Linked DNA regions of Homo sapiens: region 1 is linked to region 2. Evidence: chromatin loops called from intact Hi-C (ENCODE). Cell type or tissue: PC-3. All regions are shown on one strand. Each heading gives the region's core, and the rest is flanking DNA. Links, peaks and the distances in the headings are about the cores only.

Region 1 (7,864 bases), core at 1,813-6,812, 73 kb before region 2:
ATGCTATGAGATTAGACTACATTTTAACATGCACAACAAGATCTCATGAAATTAGCATTCCTTTTTGAATCATAATTATTGTAACATTAAAGGAAATAATTGAAATGAAATAGTAGTCTTCTTCAATAAATGTCTCCACTACTATTTCAACTAATAGAGCCGATGCATTTCCAGAACTCATTTATAATAGTAAGACGAAAAGCCACATAAAATGAATGTGACTAATGTGATAGAGAGAAAATAAAAAACTGGACTTAAAGTTTCAGGATTTAAATTCAAACCCTTACTTAGTTATTGAAAGTTATTTATTGAATGTCTATATGCCTGACTTTGGGTTATATGCAAGAGTATAAACACAACTAACATGGTCACTGCCCTGCAGAAACTCACGGTCTACCGGGGTAAACAAGAAAACAGACGACTTTATTACAGCTTATAAATGCCACCTTAAAAATGTGAGCTGTAAATACAGTGAAGTATGGCAATAAAGAGCACTGACTCAGAAGCTAGACCACCTGAGTTCAAATTCTGGCTTCAGTAATAAATAACTGTTTGATATTGAGTGAATTACCTAACATTTCAGTGCTTGTCTGCTGTGTTATAAAATGGAAATGCTAGAATTGCCTTCGGGGGTTATTACAAGGATTACATAAATTGAAATTCAAACTACTTAAGACAATTCCTGGTGCATAAAGAGGACTGTGTTACCACCATCCTCTTCACTAACCTCCTCCTGTGCTGCTTCATCATCATTGCTATGGAAACACTGAAATTGGAGGAACTAATCTTGTCCAGGAAAAATAGAAAAAGCTTCACAAAGTAAATGGCATAGAAAGTGAGTCTCAAAGTATCAGCTTTGCAGGTGGAGAAACTGAAAAGTATGTGCCAAGTAGAGTGGACCACACACATCCAAAAGTAAAGAATCAGGACAAGCCCTGCTGAATTGTGAGGTACATGCATGGTGAGACTGAAGAGGTAAGATAGAACAAAATAGTAAGAAACCACACGGATGTGGTGTCTTTTATGTAGGTGAATAACAGAATTTATTTTTTAGGATGATGACCCTGGTGGCTCTGTAGAAGACCCTAATAAAATCTCAGTGGCTTTCAACAAAGAAATATTTCTCCCTGCATTACATGTTAGCTGTAAGTCTGCTGCACCTCCATTCCTTGCCTTCCACATTCTAGTAGCCAGGCCAAATGAATATCCCTCATTTGGGGCATTCTTATTCCCTCAGTAGAGGGCAAAGGTAGGGGACAGAACAACATGATGGCTCCTAAAACTTCTGTGCCATGGTGGCATTTCATTTCTGCTCACATTTTATTGGCCAAAATGAATCATATGGTCAAGTCTGATGTCAATGAGATAAGGAAGTATAATCCCCCCAAAGGGAAGAATGCCAGAAATCAAGTGGTGGCAAAATCGGACTTCAGGAGAGTAGGGAGCTATAAATCTCTTATGGGGAAGGGCAAACATTATTTTGAAAAATCCATTATCTTGGTTATCTATTATATACATATTCCCTGAAACAGCGGCTTAAAAATTTCTTATGCTCATGATTCTCAGGTGTTCACACAGGGCTAGTTTGGAGTAAATGAGTGGCTTCATTCACTTGATAGATTTCTTAGCAGAAATGGCCTAAAGGTTAGATTCAGCTGAGCTTCTCTCCCTCTCCCTATAGTCTCAGAGTCTCTCCATGTGGTTCCTCCAGCAGGGTGAGTAGTGGTCAGACTTATTGATGCTCGGGGCTTCAAGAGATCAAGGTAGAAATCATCAGTCCTCTGAAGGTAATAGTGTCCATTATATTCTGTTGGTGAAAAATGGGGTCACAAGCCAACCTAAATGCAAAGGGAGAAGAAATTAACCCAAACTCTTGATGAGGAAGGGTCAAAGAATCTGCAGCTATTCTCCATAGATGTAAAGGGCAGGTGGGGACAGACTAGGGAGCTGTTTCTGAGATGGAATAAGAAGTATATGTTGACCATCTAAATGTGGAATGGGTAAGAACAAATAGAATTGCAAAGAAACACTACCGAAGATAAGAAGGTCATTTCTCCAATATTCAGATGGAAGGGCTGAAAGAACTCATATCACAAAAATAAAAAATTATTTTACATATCCTGAATTATCCAATAAATTAAAAGGAAAAATTTTCTATCAAGATGGGGATCACATCCAAGAGATTTATTTCAAGATGTTATTTATGTATGGTGCTTGTAAAAGTGCTAGAAAAACATACAAAAAAAAGCATATGTTAAATCAAAATAAACTTTATTTTAGAAAGTCACTTTAAGTATGTGGTGATATCATTAAGCCTTATTAATATGCTGTTTATTTAACAGATTAAAATGCATAAGAACCATGTCCCATTCATCTTAATTAGAAAATACACTTGTCACAATTATTTGCTTTATATTTTAATTTTTATGAATATTTTGAAGCTATCCATTGATGCTATTAGGATCAACCTTCCCCTTGGTTTGTAGTTCTGTGATCCCAACGCCACAGCTCTCTTGAGGCACTACGCGGCATTTCTCACCTCTCTGCCAACGCCTGGCTCTTAGATCTGTTTTGGAGCTGAGAATAGCTACAAGAAAATAACTGTAAAGATTTTAGTGCTCTCAACAAGGACGTCTTTCTCTCTGATCTTCAGATTTCAAAATATTTTCTATCCCAAATATTGTACACAGCCACAGGTGTGAGATAATAGATGCTGGTTGACATAGAATATCAAATTCTAGAGATCCAAGAGATTTTTGAGATTACTCTCTCCAGTTGTTTGTTTGTTTGTTTGTTTGTTTGAGACAGGGTCTTACTCTGTCACTCATGCTGGAGTGCAGTGGCACAATCACAGCTCACTGCAGCCTTGACCTCCTGGGCTCAAGTGGTCCTTCCACCTCAGCCTCCTGAGTAGCTGGGACCACAGGCACAAGCCACCACCCCATGCTAATTTTTAAATTTTTTGTAGAAACAGGAGTGTCCTCGTGTTGCCAATGCTGAACTTGAACTCCTGGGTCCAAGTGATTCTCTAGCCTCAGCCACCCAAAATGCTGGGATTATAGGTGTGAGCCACTGTGCCTGACTCTCCAATGTTTTCCAAACTCAATCATTCACTCGCCACTTTCTGTATGTTGCACCAACCACTAATACCTTTTTCCTATAAACTGACTTACAGTTTTTACTTAATATATTTTAAGGGAAAAAGTATGTATTGCTATTGTAGTGGAAAATTAGTTGAATTTGCCATAAATTGTTGGTGATAATACAAATGAATACATTGAAACAAAACAATATTACTAATGAAACAAAATGATATTGCTAAATTCTAGCTCGATATTTTTGCTTGCCAGAGGCATGGAGCCTGAGGTTTCTTCACACTGTTAGAAATGGGATTCTGAAGCTTGAGATTACCAGGATCAAACTGAAGTTTTCTCCTTGAACCAGAAGAATTAGAAGAAAGTTGTAAAGACATAAACACCTTTTACATGTTATCCAAATGGACAGTGCCTGTGATGCACCCCAAGTCATTTTGTTATTTTTATTAGCAACAGGTCCTTGTTTGGGAAACATTTCCTCTTCCTTTCCCCTCATTAAAGACAAACTTATTGAGTGTATCTTGTATCCAGATCTTTATTTCTAATTCTATTCTCCAATAAAAGGAACCAACGTTCCTTGAAGAAATGGCTGATTCCAAGGCTAGGATGGGAGATGTACCACGTGACTCTGGAGCATCTTGTAGTGGAAGAAAAGTAAAGAAGTTCTTTACAAAACACAAACACACACACACACACACACAGAGCAAACGAAAACACAATGATGGGGTATATTAACGTGACAGAAGAGCCAACTGAAAGAGCTTCCAATGGTCAAACCTGGAACAATTTGAACAACAAAATAAAGTAGTATGGGATTATACCCCATAGAATGAAATAAATATCTATGAGTCCATACTGGTTAAAATAAATGATCAAGTAAATGGGTTAAAAGAGATAGACCTCCCATGCAGGAGAATTCCAAATAATTGATGTAAATACTTCACCCTCAGGAAGGTGAGGCATAACTCACCACTCCTTAAGTGTCGGCTAAACATAGTGACCTTATTCCACAGTATGAAAAGTGGGAAAACTGTACAGTGGAGGAATCTAACAAGCATTACCTCAGCAACAGAGAGACAACAGCATTAAGTTAGGAGGATAGTATATACCCCTGATAGAATGTGATGAGAATGAACTGTTATAAATAAAGTTTTGGTGCCACAAAAGAAATAGCACTTGAATATAAAATTTTCTTTTTAATCCTCAGCAAGACAATTTACTTCTATAGAAGGGTGCGCCCTCACAGATGAAGCAATGGTGAGCGCACACTTGGACAAGGGAGGAGAAGGGGTTCTTATCCCTGATGCAGGTGGCCCCTGCTGCTGTGTCATTCCCCTATTGGCTAGGGTTAGACCACACAGGTTAAACTAATTCCGACTGGCTAATTTAAAGAGAGTGATGGGGTGAGTGGTTTGGCGGGAAAAATGGTTACGATAGAGCAGGTAATCGGAATGAGTCAGGGTGGAGTAGGTAACTGAAAAAGGTTGTTCTATGAGGAAGTTAAGTTTAAAAGTAGAAGGCAAAGAATTGAACACACTAACATATTGATTCTTTGAAGAGAAAATTTAGAACTCACATCTAACAGAACTTCACCTCTGTTTTCTCCCTCCAAGAAATCTACAACCCTAGTATAATAATGACAAAACAACAGACAAATCCCAAAAGAGGGGCAGCCCACAAAACCCTGACCAGAATACATAAAACTATCAAGACCACCAAGAGCCAAGAAAGCCCGAGACATGACAACTGAAGTAATGTGGTATCCTGGATAGGAATGTAGAACAGAAAAAGGACATTAGGTAAAAGCTAAGAAAATTGAAATGAAGTATGATTTAACAAAATAATAAACCAATAACATATTGATTCATTAATTGTAACAAATGTACCATGTTAATGCAAGATGTTAATAACAGGGAAAACTGGGTATAGGATATACGAGAATGTTTTGTACTATCTTCTGTACACCTAAAACTCTTCTAAAAGTAAAGTTTATTTTTGAAATACACATTCATTTATCTATTTAACACATATTTTTCAAATGTCTAATAGATTCCAAGGTTCACACAAGATACATGGGGCACAAACATGGTAACTACTCTCATGGAGATAATGTTGATACACAGAAGTTAAGTGACTCATCCAAGGTCACACAGCTAAGAAGAAAGAATAGTTGGAGTTGCTGCCAGACCCAAGATTTTCCACTCTATGGCAGCCTAATTCTTTCCATATTCCTGACACATTCAAGAAGATACTCCTTGTTGAGCTACTTACAAAGTGCAAGTAAACTTTTAAATAAATCAGCAAACATTTATTAAATTTGTACCATGTTCTCAGGATAGGACTACTTGCCGTGGGTTAAAAAACTGAACCTGTAGTCTCTGCCCCCTAGATAGGTACACTCTTTCTGTGAGTATTAAAAAAGAGCATAAGCATAGAAAATTTAAGTATGACCCTCAATAAACTTGAGGGGTAGGTTCTATGAAACAGTAATAGTCAAATAAATGGAAAGTTTCATAGGAAAAGATGACTTGAACTAAGCTATTGCTCTAAGTAGAGTGTCATTATGCTACAATGCCACTTATTATAGTGATTATTGACACTTATTGATACTTATTGTGGTGATTAAGAGCATGATCTGAAAAGCTAGACTGCTACAGTTCCAATCCCAGCTCTTCTTACAAAACATGTGATCTTCATCAAATTATATAAGCCATCTGTCTTCCTCTATTATAAAATGTAGCAATAATGGCACATTTCAGATAGGGTTGATTTGAGGACTCAGGGTTCCAGGAGAAAAAACAATGACCCAATCACCCTAAAAAAAAGTCTAGGAGAATTTATTTCCAAAGGGGCTATCATCAAAGACATGTATACGGGAAAACCACAAAGAACCTAGAATTCTTAGCTGCTGACCTCTTACCATCCCTAGACTAAGGGATGAAAGGAGGGGGTTTTTACTGAAGCCCAAAAGGAGAATCATGTAGTCTGTTTCCTTGTGAAGACCAGTGTCCTTTGATGAAGCCAGGGAATTAACACTCAGATTTCGCACTCTACCTTCCTTCTAGTTTCTGACAAGTCTCTCTGGTGCCCCTACCCAGCAGAAAGTAGATGGCAGCCTTTTTGATGTAGCCCATGCTGGTTAGTCTCCTGGAACAAAGGGCAGAATGGTAGCTCTGTAAGGACCATCATGAACTAATATGTATAAATAGTTAAAACATGTCTGGCACACAGTAATACCCAATACATAATAACTATGACTAGTATTTGTATTACTTCTATGTTATTAGTATTCAGCACAATTTCCAGCATTTGGTAGGAAATTAAAAACATTCGAGTAATGAGTAGAGGACAGGTACAGAAGCAGGATAGGAGTTGCTGTAGGATGTTGATACAATATAAGTTATAGTCACATATATACAATCGATCATAAATACATCATTGAAAATGACATGAGTTTAAATGAGTTGGAATTTTAATGTTGGAGAAAAGTAAGATAAACTTGTAGGGGTAGCTCCTGAAGTAGTTAGAAAACAAGTCACATTATTAAAACATACTGTTCCACACAGAGAGACAAGTTAGGAAGGAGTTAGGGGCAGTGAGGTACAAGGAAAAGATTCAAGCTTTGAGGCACAGAAATATGTTCACCCAGATCTGTGTGACATTGAGCAAGTTCCTTTTTTCTCTGAGTCTGTAATGGTTAATTTTATGTGTCAATTTTACTAGGCTATGAGATGCCTAGACATTTAGTCAAACATTATTCTGGGTGTGTCTGTCAGGGTGTTTCTGGATGAGATTAACATCTGAATCAGTAGACTGAGTACAGCAGATTGCCCTCCCTAATATGGGTGGGCCTCACTGCAATCAATTGAAAACCTGAATAAGAGAGAAAAAAAAGGCTGAGTAGGAGGGAACACTCCTTCCGCCTGGCAGCTGAGCTGAGACATTGGTGTTTTCCAGCCTTCAGGCTCAGACTAAAACATGGACTCTTCTTGGGTCTCCAGCCTGCCCACCTTTAAACTGGAACTTAAGCTATTGACTCTCCTGATACTCCAGCTTTCAGACTCAGACTAGAGCTACACCATGGGCTCTCTTGGTTCTCTGCACTGCACATCTTGGAACTTGTTAAGCTCCATACTCACAAGAGCCAATTCCTTATAATAGCTAGATACCAATATAGATAGATGATATAGATATAGATATAGATATCGACCTCCTGTTGTTTCTGTTTATCTGAAGAATCCTGATTAATACAGACAGCACTAGTACCCTAATTTAGAAAATGGAGATTGTCAGTAAGAGTCGATGAGTAAAATCCTATGCAAAGCAACTGACACATAGTAGGCATTCAGTGAATATGTCTTTTCCCCCTGAGAGTTGAGAGATTGAAAGCACAGCCAGTAAAATAAAATGGAGGGCTATCTTTCTAATAGACATCCTTCCTGCCTCTAGTCTTTAATAGAGTCCATTAATATCTATCAAACATTCCTAGGAATGGAAATATAAAGCCATCGTTGCTGTATATGTGGCAGCCTAATGAGCCAGCTGCTCCCAGTGAGGCAATAATTTACTCAAAGGTCCACAAGTGTTGAGTTAAGCATGAGTTAAGGCAGCTTTCCAAATTGACCAGTTCTTCCACAAACAGATTGCATTATTATGCTATCCTTTCTATGTAATTTGCTCACCAGGGCTCTATGCAGGATAAACCAATATGGTATCTGCCCTCTAGGACTTTTTCCTGCAAGGAATTCGCTGACAGATTTAATCACCCC
Region 2 (7,864 bases), core at 1,457-6,456:
CTGATAGGCAAATTCAGTAAGTTTTCAGGATATAGAATCAACATACAAAAAATCAGGAACTGTTTATATACACCAGTAATGAAATAGCTAAAAAAGAAATCAAGAAAGCAATCCCATTTACAATAGCTATAAAAATAAAATAAACTGAAATACCTAGGAATAAATTTAAAGAACTGAGAGACTGATAAAAGGAAAACTGTAAAACATCCATGAAAGAAGTTGAAGAAGACATAAACAAATGGAAAGGCATCCCATACTCACAGATCATACTGCACAAAACAATATATAGATTGAATTCAATACCTATCAAAATACCAACATTATTTTTTACAGAAATAGTAAAAACAATCCTAAAATTTGCATGGAACTAAAAAACAGCCCAAATAGCCAAAGCAATCCTGAGCAAAAAGAACAAAGGTGAAGTCATCATACTACCTGACTTTAAAATATATTACAAGGCTATAGTAACCAAAACAGCATGGTATTGGTATAAAAATAGATACAAGGACAAATGAAATGCAATAGAGAACTCAAAAATAAATTCATATATTTACAACCATTTGACTTGACAATGTCACCAAGAACATATACGGGGGAAAGAACACATTCTTTAACAAATGGTACCGGGAAAATTGTATATCCGTAAGCAGAATGACACTGGATGCCTATCTTTCACCCTCTATAAAAATCAACTGAAGATGAGTTAAAAACTTAAATATAAGACCCCGAACTACAAAACTACTAAAGAAAACATGAGGAAAATACTTCAGAACATTGATCTAGGCAAAGGTTTTTTCGCTAATACCTCAAAATCACAGACGACTGGAACAAAAAAATAGATAAGTGGTACCATAATAACTAAAAATATTCCACAGACCAAAGGAAACAATCAGCAGAATGAAGAAACAACCTGTTGAGTGGAAGAAAGGAGTTGCAATTTACTCATCCAACAAAGGTCTAACATCCAGAATATACAAGAAACTCAAACAGCTCAACAACAAAAATACCATTAACAAGAGGGCAAAAGACACAAATAGACAATTCTCAAAAGAAGACATACAAATGGCTAACAAGTATATGGAAAAAAGCTCAGCATCACTAGTAATGAGAAAAATGCAAATCAAAGCTACAATGAGGTATTATCTTAGCTCAGTTAAAATGTCTATTAATGGAAAGACAAAATAACAGATTCTGGTAATAATGTAGAAAAAAAGAGAAATTTTGTACACCATAGTAAAAATGTAAATTAGTACAACTACTATGGAAAACCATATGTAGATTTCTCAAAAAACTAAAAACAAAACTACCATACAACCCAGCAATTTCCCTACTATCTATCCAAAGAATAAGAAATCAGTATATCAAAGGGATACCTGCATCTGCAAGTTTAACACAGCACTATTCACAATAGCAAAGATATGAAATCAACCTAAGTGTTTATCAATAGATGAATGGATAAAGAAAATGTGGTATATATACACAATGGAATACTAGTTGGCCATAAAAAAGAATAAAGTTATTTCCTTTTCAGCAATATGGATGGAATTAGAGCTCATTACATTAAGTGAATTAACCCAGGCACATAAAGACAAATATTTCTTGTTCTCACTCATATGTAGGAGGTAAAAAAGTTGACCTTAAGGTAGAAAGTAGAATGATAGATAGTAGAGGCTTGGAAGGGTGGGTGGGGAAGTGAGGGGATAAAGAGAGGTAGATTAACAGGTGCAAAGATACAGCTACATAGAAGGCATAAGTTACAACTTAAAAAAAGCATAATAAGTTCTATTGTTTAACAGCAGATTAGAGTAACTATAGTTAACAATGTATTTTATATTTCTAAGTATCTAGAATAGGGGACTTGAATTGTTCCAATATATAGAAATGATAAATACTCAAAGGGATGAGCACTTGATAATTTGATAATTGATAACTACACATTCTATGCATGTAACAAAATATCACATGTACCCTACAAAGATGTAAAATTTTATGTATCCATTAAAAAATGATAAAATATCATGCTATAGACCTCCATCATTACACTTACCAGTTGTATTGTCTGTCTTCCTCTCAGAAGATAGATTACTTTTGTTTATTCAACAAATGCATTTATTGGATGCCAGTTTTTCTCATGCACTGTTTTAGGCTCATAGAATAAAACATTGAACAAGCAAAAACCCCATTCTAATGGAGCTTAGTAGGAAAAGACAGACAACAAACAATAAACATAAATAAGTAAACTGTGTAATATGTTATGAGTAATAGGCTAAAAGAAATCAAGAATACCACGGTCAAGAAAAAGAAGGGAAGATTGATTTTAGTTTAAATAGGGTGGTAAGTGGTCATTGAGAGGCTGAGATTTAAGCAGACTTGAAGGAGGTGAGGGTGGGTCATGCAGATACTGGGGAGTGGGCTTGTCTTGCCTGGGAGAGAGTAAAAAAGACGAGCTCAGCAACTGAACAGAGGGCTGGACCATGTAGGATGTTAAAGACCTTGGCATAGGATTTAGCTTTGAAATGAGAAGCTAGGGCAGGGTGTTGAGCAGAGAAGGGGTGCAACTTGACCTATGTTATAAAAAGGTCTCCCTAGTTACAATACTAAGAACAGACTGTAGGGGCAAGTGTGGGATCAGAAAAACAATTTAGAAGGCCATTGCAACAATCAAGGTAGGAGGAATAAATGGAAAGATTGTAGAAGAAAGGAAAAAAGAGAGAAAGGAATCAGAGTACAGGAGAAAGCAAGAGATTGTGAAGAGAAGACATTAGGGAATGAAAAATAAAAGCAGAACTCCCTGTTCAGACTCTGAGCCAGTTGCTAACCCATTAGTATGGTATTCCATCAGCTGCAAACTCAGCAGTGTATTCATGCTTTCCTTTCCAGGATTAGTAGCTACTAACCTAGCTCCTTTTGATTAATCTAAGAGTACATTCTGCTGGCTGAGCCACCCATCTATATGCCTGTATGCCTTCTGAACAACAAAATTGGCCCCTGGGACAAGAGCCTAAAAGAAATTAGGATAAGGCTAATGGAAATCAGGCAACTGGACTGAATATAGTGCTATATCCTACTTCTCTCTTCAGTTTGTCTTTGCCTTGTTTTCTTGTGAATCTATGTTGAGGGAGAAATTCTATCTGTATTTGCTTCAATAAAATGTTTGTGTTCTCTTAGCTTAGGAGGATGCTGAGAAATAGAATGATTTCAACAGTGGTTCAAGGTAGGAAGAGAAAAGCTGAAGAAAACAGAATAGTATAAAAATCATTTGGGAAACCAATAGGTTTTCAGCCTTCAGAAAACTATTTTAATTGCAGCCATCTTTTAAAATTATTGGAAACAACTCGATTTAAAATTGTAAATTGTACTATATTAACAACTGTTTTCCATATATACTTTCTTACAACACATCACCTTGATTTCTAGCTGTGGAAGAGTAAACTGTCCATATTTCTTTAGTTCTTTGCTTGTTTCCCATTTTCTGCCCTAGCAAGCATTTCATTATAATGTTATTTTGCTTAGACAAATCTTGCTAAGATATTTCATAATTGCCCTTCCTGTCTTGGAAGTTATTATATTGATCATTTTGAGAAATAATATTTACTTTTTGGTTTGCATGTATTTGTTCAGTGCATTCCTAATGCAGCCACAGCAATTATCAGAGCTAATTCCTGAAAGTTGAGCAATCCCAGTCTTTGGCTCCTATCTATAGGTTTTCCTTCACTTTTACAAATAATGATTTATGCAAAGTCACCAAGACAGCTATTGCTTCAATGTTAGGTTTATTATCTCCAGGATGAACAGACAAGTCATTAAGCGCTCAGGGGAGGATTAGTGTAGAGAGAGATCACCACATTGTGATTTTCTGGTTACATGGTTCAATACAATGATGGTTTAAGGAAGTAAAAGCCAGTTTTAGCACTGCCATTATGGAGCAGTGTATATCATCAATAGGCAGTTATAAAAGCTGTGACTGATAGGAATTCCCCCACCATAAAAGTTCCTTCCATCACGTACCCACTGAGTGAGTCACGTAGAAGAATAACTTCTAAGGAATGTGATTAATTCCTCAGCTTTTACATTTTGATATAATTTTTATACACGAGCTAAGGCTATAAAGTGATAAGATAGATTACACAAGAGTCTTGTGCAATTAGCTTCATTACTTTAAAGCCACATTTTATGTTGGTGTGTGTTTCTTACTGTACAGAGCATAGGTTTGTGGATATGTAACTGTATTCGTTGTCCTAAAGACAGAAGTATATCTTTTTATTTGTGCTCTGAACATGCATTACAGTGGGTGGGACACAGGAATGGGAAATGAATGAATGAATCAATGAATGAACGAACCATCATCTATATATACATCTACCTGCTCTCCTTGCCCACTTTATTTTAAACAGTAATGTAAGTTAATCATTCTCTTACTAAAATGATTCAAAATCCTCCCATTTTCCAGATAACAAAGCCCTATCTGACTAGTGTTGTATTGAAAATCTTCTGCAATGTGTCTCCAACCCTGCTTTCCAATCTGGCTTCCTACTCTTTCCTACATAAGCCTCCCGCTTCAATCAAACTGGCCAAGGGAGTATCTATTAGGTCAGATAGATCTCTACCTTTCTATCTTTGCTCACACTAGAATGTACTCCTGTTCGTCTTATGTTTGTCAGCTTTCTGAAAGTGTTAATGACATGTAATAATAATAACAATAACAACAACAATACAGTTGGTATAGTTCAGTAAAGAACACAGATTTGGAGCCAAATGCCTGGGGTTTTATCACAGATATCACAATTCCAGATTGTGTGAACTAAAGCAAATTGTAGTAGTAGTAGTAATAGCAGTAGGGCTGATGTTTGTACAGTTGGTATAGTTTAGTAAAGAACATAGATTTGGAGCCAAATGCCTAGGGTTTAATCACAGATATCACAATTCCAGATTGTGTGAACTAAAGCAAATTGTTTAATCTCTCTGGACCTCAGGATCTTCATCTTTAAGATGGGAATAATAATGTACTACTCCTAAGGTTGATGTGAAGATAAAATGAGTTGACACATGTAAGTAGTGCTAAGAACGTAGAAAATGCTTGATAAAATTAATTCTGGTTCCAGAGCATTTACCATATACGAGACAATATACTGTTTTTGCATGTCTTATTTAATTCTCTCAACAACCTTTGAAGTAGAACCAATTATTTTCTCTCCAGTTTACTGATGAGAAAACTAAGGCTCAGAGTTACTTATCAGAGTCAGGCTCTGAGTTAACTGAGTCAATTAATTACTTAACCCCCATTCACATAGCACAGAAGTGATTAGGCTGTAATTCAAACCCGAGCAGCCAGATTCCAGAGCCTGTCTATTATCCAGTTTGAGTTTACTTCTTCCCAAGGGCCATTACAAATCCTGCCTAATTTGTCGAGCTTTTCTTGACCACTAGGTGCTTCAATGTTCTATAGCATTTATTAAGACCATTGTTTGATAGTAACATTATTTTAGCATTTATTGGGTATTAAGCATCTAAAAAATTGTATTAACTCTTTTAATTTAATATTTGTAATCCGATATTTCAAACATCCTCACTTCTGCTGTGATTAAAGTCATTTGAATGGTATTTGAGGGGCAAGCCTTGATCTCTATATGTGCACACATGCAAAATGTTCCATAAACATAAGTGCTCTCAGAAGCGTTACCATTGCTTGCTGCAGGTGATAATGGTAATGAAACTGGAAAGAAGCATATATCATTATTTTAGGTTGAACATAGATTTGGTGAAGCCAGACAATGAATCTCTGTGGTTTCAGAAAAGGACACAGTGAAAACCATTTTGTTAGATGGATCTGCTACCAAACTGAGAACTGGGCTTCTGGGGTTCAGACCCTTGCTTTGTTACAGTGCTGTGTAGGATTTCAGTTTGGGGTGTGTGTGTTTGGAGGTGGGGGGTAATCACTGCTATGTTCTCACTTTAGTTATGTATAAAAGTGTGTTGGTAATATTGGGCTGACTTGCCTCACAGAGGTGTTAAGGTCCAAATAAGATAATGCATATGAAGGAGTTCCCCAAATGTACACAATGAGCCCCTGACATCTATGAGGGTTATATTTCAAGTGAGAGTTTCTTAATCCCAAATTGTGAACATCACTGTAGCATATATTTTCTTCATAAGATGCATTCAATTACAACTATAAATTTTAAGTTTCTTCTTTAAAACCTTAATTAAAATTACTGGGCATGCAACAATAAAAAGAAAACAACAAAGCTGCCTTGAGCTGTGATTAATGGATAGTCCATCAGGTTCAACTCACAAATTCATCCTTGCCATCTAAAGTGTGTTCTAAGGACCAACATCATCAGCACCTCCAGAGAAAAATGCACAATCCTAGCCCCTGCCCACACCTAATGAGTCAGCATGTTAATTTCAGTAAGGTCCTTCAGTGAGCTGTGTGCTCAGAAAATGGGAAACACTGCCCTAAATGCCTCCACTACCCTACACATTTGCCTTCAGTTACAGTTGATTTAAATTTAGACCTGAAAAAAAAATAAGCTATTACTACATGTCAGGGATGTTCACGGCCTCACCCAAAATGTCAAATCTTAAATCCCAGGAATCCCAAAGTCTGCAGCTAATGGACTATATGCCTAAAATATGCCGTTAGTTCCAATAACTGGGGCTATTCAAGTACCCTTTCTACCAAGGGGTGATACATGATAATGGGGGCCATTCTTAGGTTCAAAGATTTTTTTTAAATTGCACTCTCCTTGGAATACCTCATCTACCAGCACGAAGAGGCATGTAAAAAAGAAGAAACAATTAGCTAATGAATATGGAACGCTTAGGTGGCCAATTTTCTCTTTGAAAAAAGCTGTTTCTCTAATGAAAAAAGCTGTGGAGTATCTTGGTGAGTTACTATCTACCATGTCCATGGGGACTCAGCTTGCACACATCAATGACCTTTGGGGATATTGTTCACACCTGTGCAGTTTGAGTGAGTTAATGAAGCAAATACACATCTTCAGTCCGCTAAATAATTCACAAATTTTGAGACACAATTATTGTCAACTACCTCCTAATTCCTACATAATTCTGGAATAGATAGGCTTATTACCATTTCACCAAAGTAGAAATTCTATTTCTTTCATATAGACCACAGAGAAACACAGCAGGGACCAAAAAATAACTAAATATTCTGCTTCATATTCAAATCTCCAAATTTACTTTTTTTTTCAAAGAATGTTTATATGGGGTCCCAATGGGTGTTTTGGCTGGTCAAGTCCACAGAAGCAATGAAATAGAGTGCAGAGTCCATTATCCACATAATTTGGGATCATTTCATTCCACCTGAATTATAGTTGAGACAAAAGTAGGAAGGAGAGTTCCATGCAGACGTGGATTTTTGTCTGCGTTGTTCGTCAATATATTGCAAGGTGCTGAAAACATGGATTTTGTTCAGTTATGTTATGCCCAACGTTCCCAAAAGCTGGCTCACAGGGGGTGCTTAATAAATGTTGTCTGAATAAATGAATTCAAAAGTTCCTTGAATTTCTAATTTTATGGGACAAATGAGTATCTGGAGATATAGTACCTCACAAGATATTCAAAAGCCACAAATACAGGCAATGAATTGATTTTTCTGTGAACTGACCATTTGTAATTGTCTTTTTATTTCATTAGATTTTCTGATTATTAGACTGAATCTATTCCATCTATCAAGAGTTTAATACCATGAGAGACAATATGAAACAGGTGAAAGACTACAGATGCTGAAATTAGTCAGATCTTGACATAAATTCTAACTCTGACACAAACTGCAAAACCTTGGGCAAGTTAACCACTCTCTATTTTTCCAATGTTTAAAAAATAGGGACAATAATATCTT

Evidence for each region. A loop is a pair of places that touch in the nucleus more often than their neighbours do. Peaks named below come from ENCODE experiments on the same cell type or tissue, not always from the same donor. Only the 100,000 strongest peaks of a DNase experiment are listed, where the experiment ranks them.
Region 1: it touches region 2 in a loop (4-fold over the local background); 1 of 110 quality-filtered maps calls a loop at or near these places.

What each region holds. Positions count from the first base shown.
Region 1 is chr4:23,039,068-23,046,931 of GRCh38, reverse strand. The region is part of intron 3 of LOC105374524 (a long non-coding RNA gene); the gene reads right to left. Among named protein-coding and RNA genes, the nearest start is that of ADGRA3, 530 kb to the right of the region's middle. In PC-3, for the core only: no CTCF peak of the experiment used is centred there; no DNase peak of the experiment used is centred there.
Region 2 is chr4:22,965,613-22,973,476 of GRCh38, reverse strand. No RefSeq gene overlaps it. Among named protein-coding and RNA genes, the nearest start is that of ADGRA3, 450 kb to the right of the region's middle. In PC-3, for the core only: no CTCF peak of the experiment used is centred there; DNase peaks (open chromatin) are centred at 3,746 and 3,826; H3K4me3 peaks cover 807 bases; H3K27ac peaks cover 1,982 bases.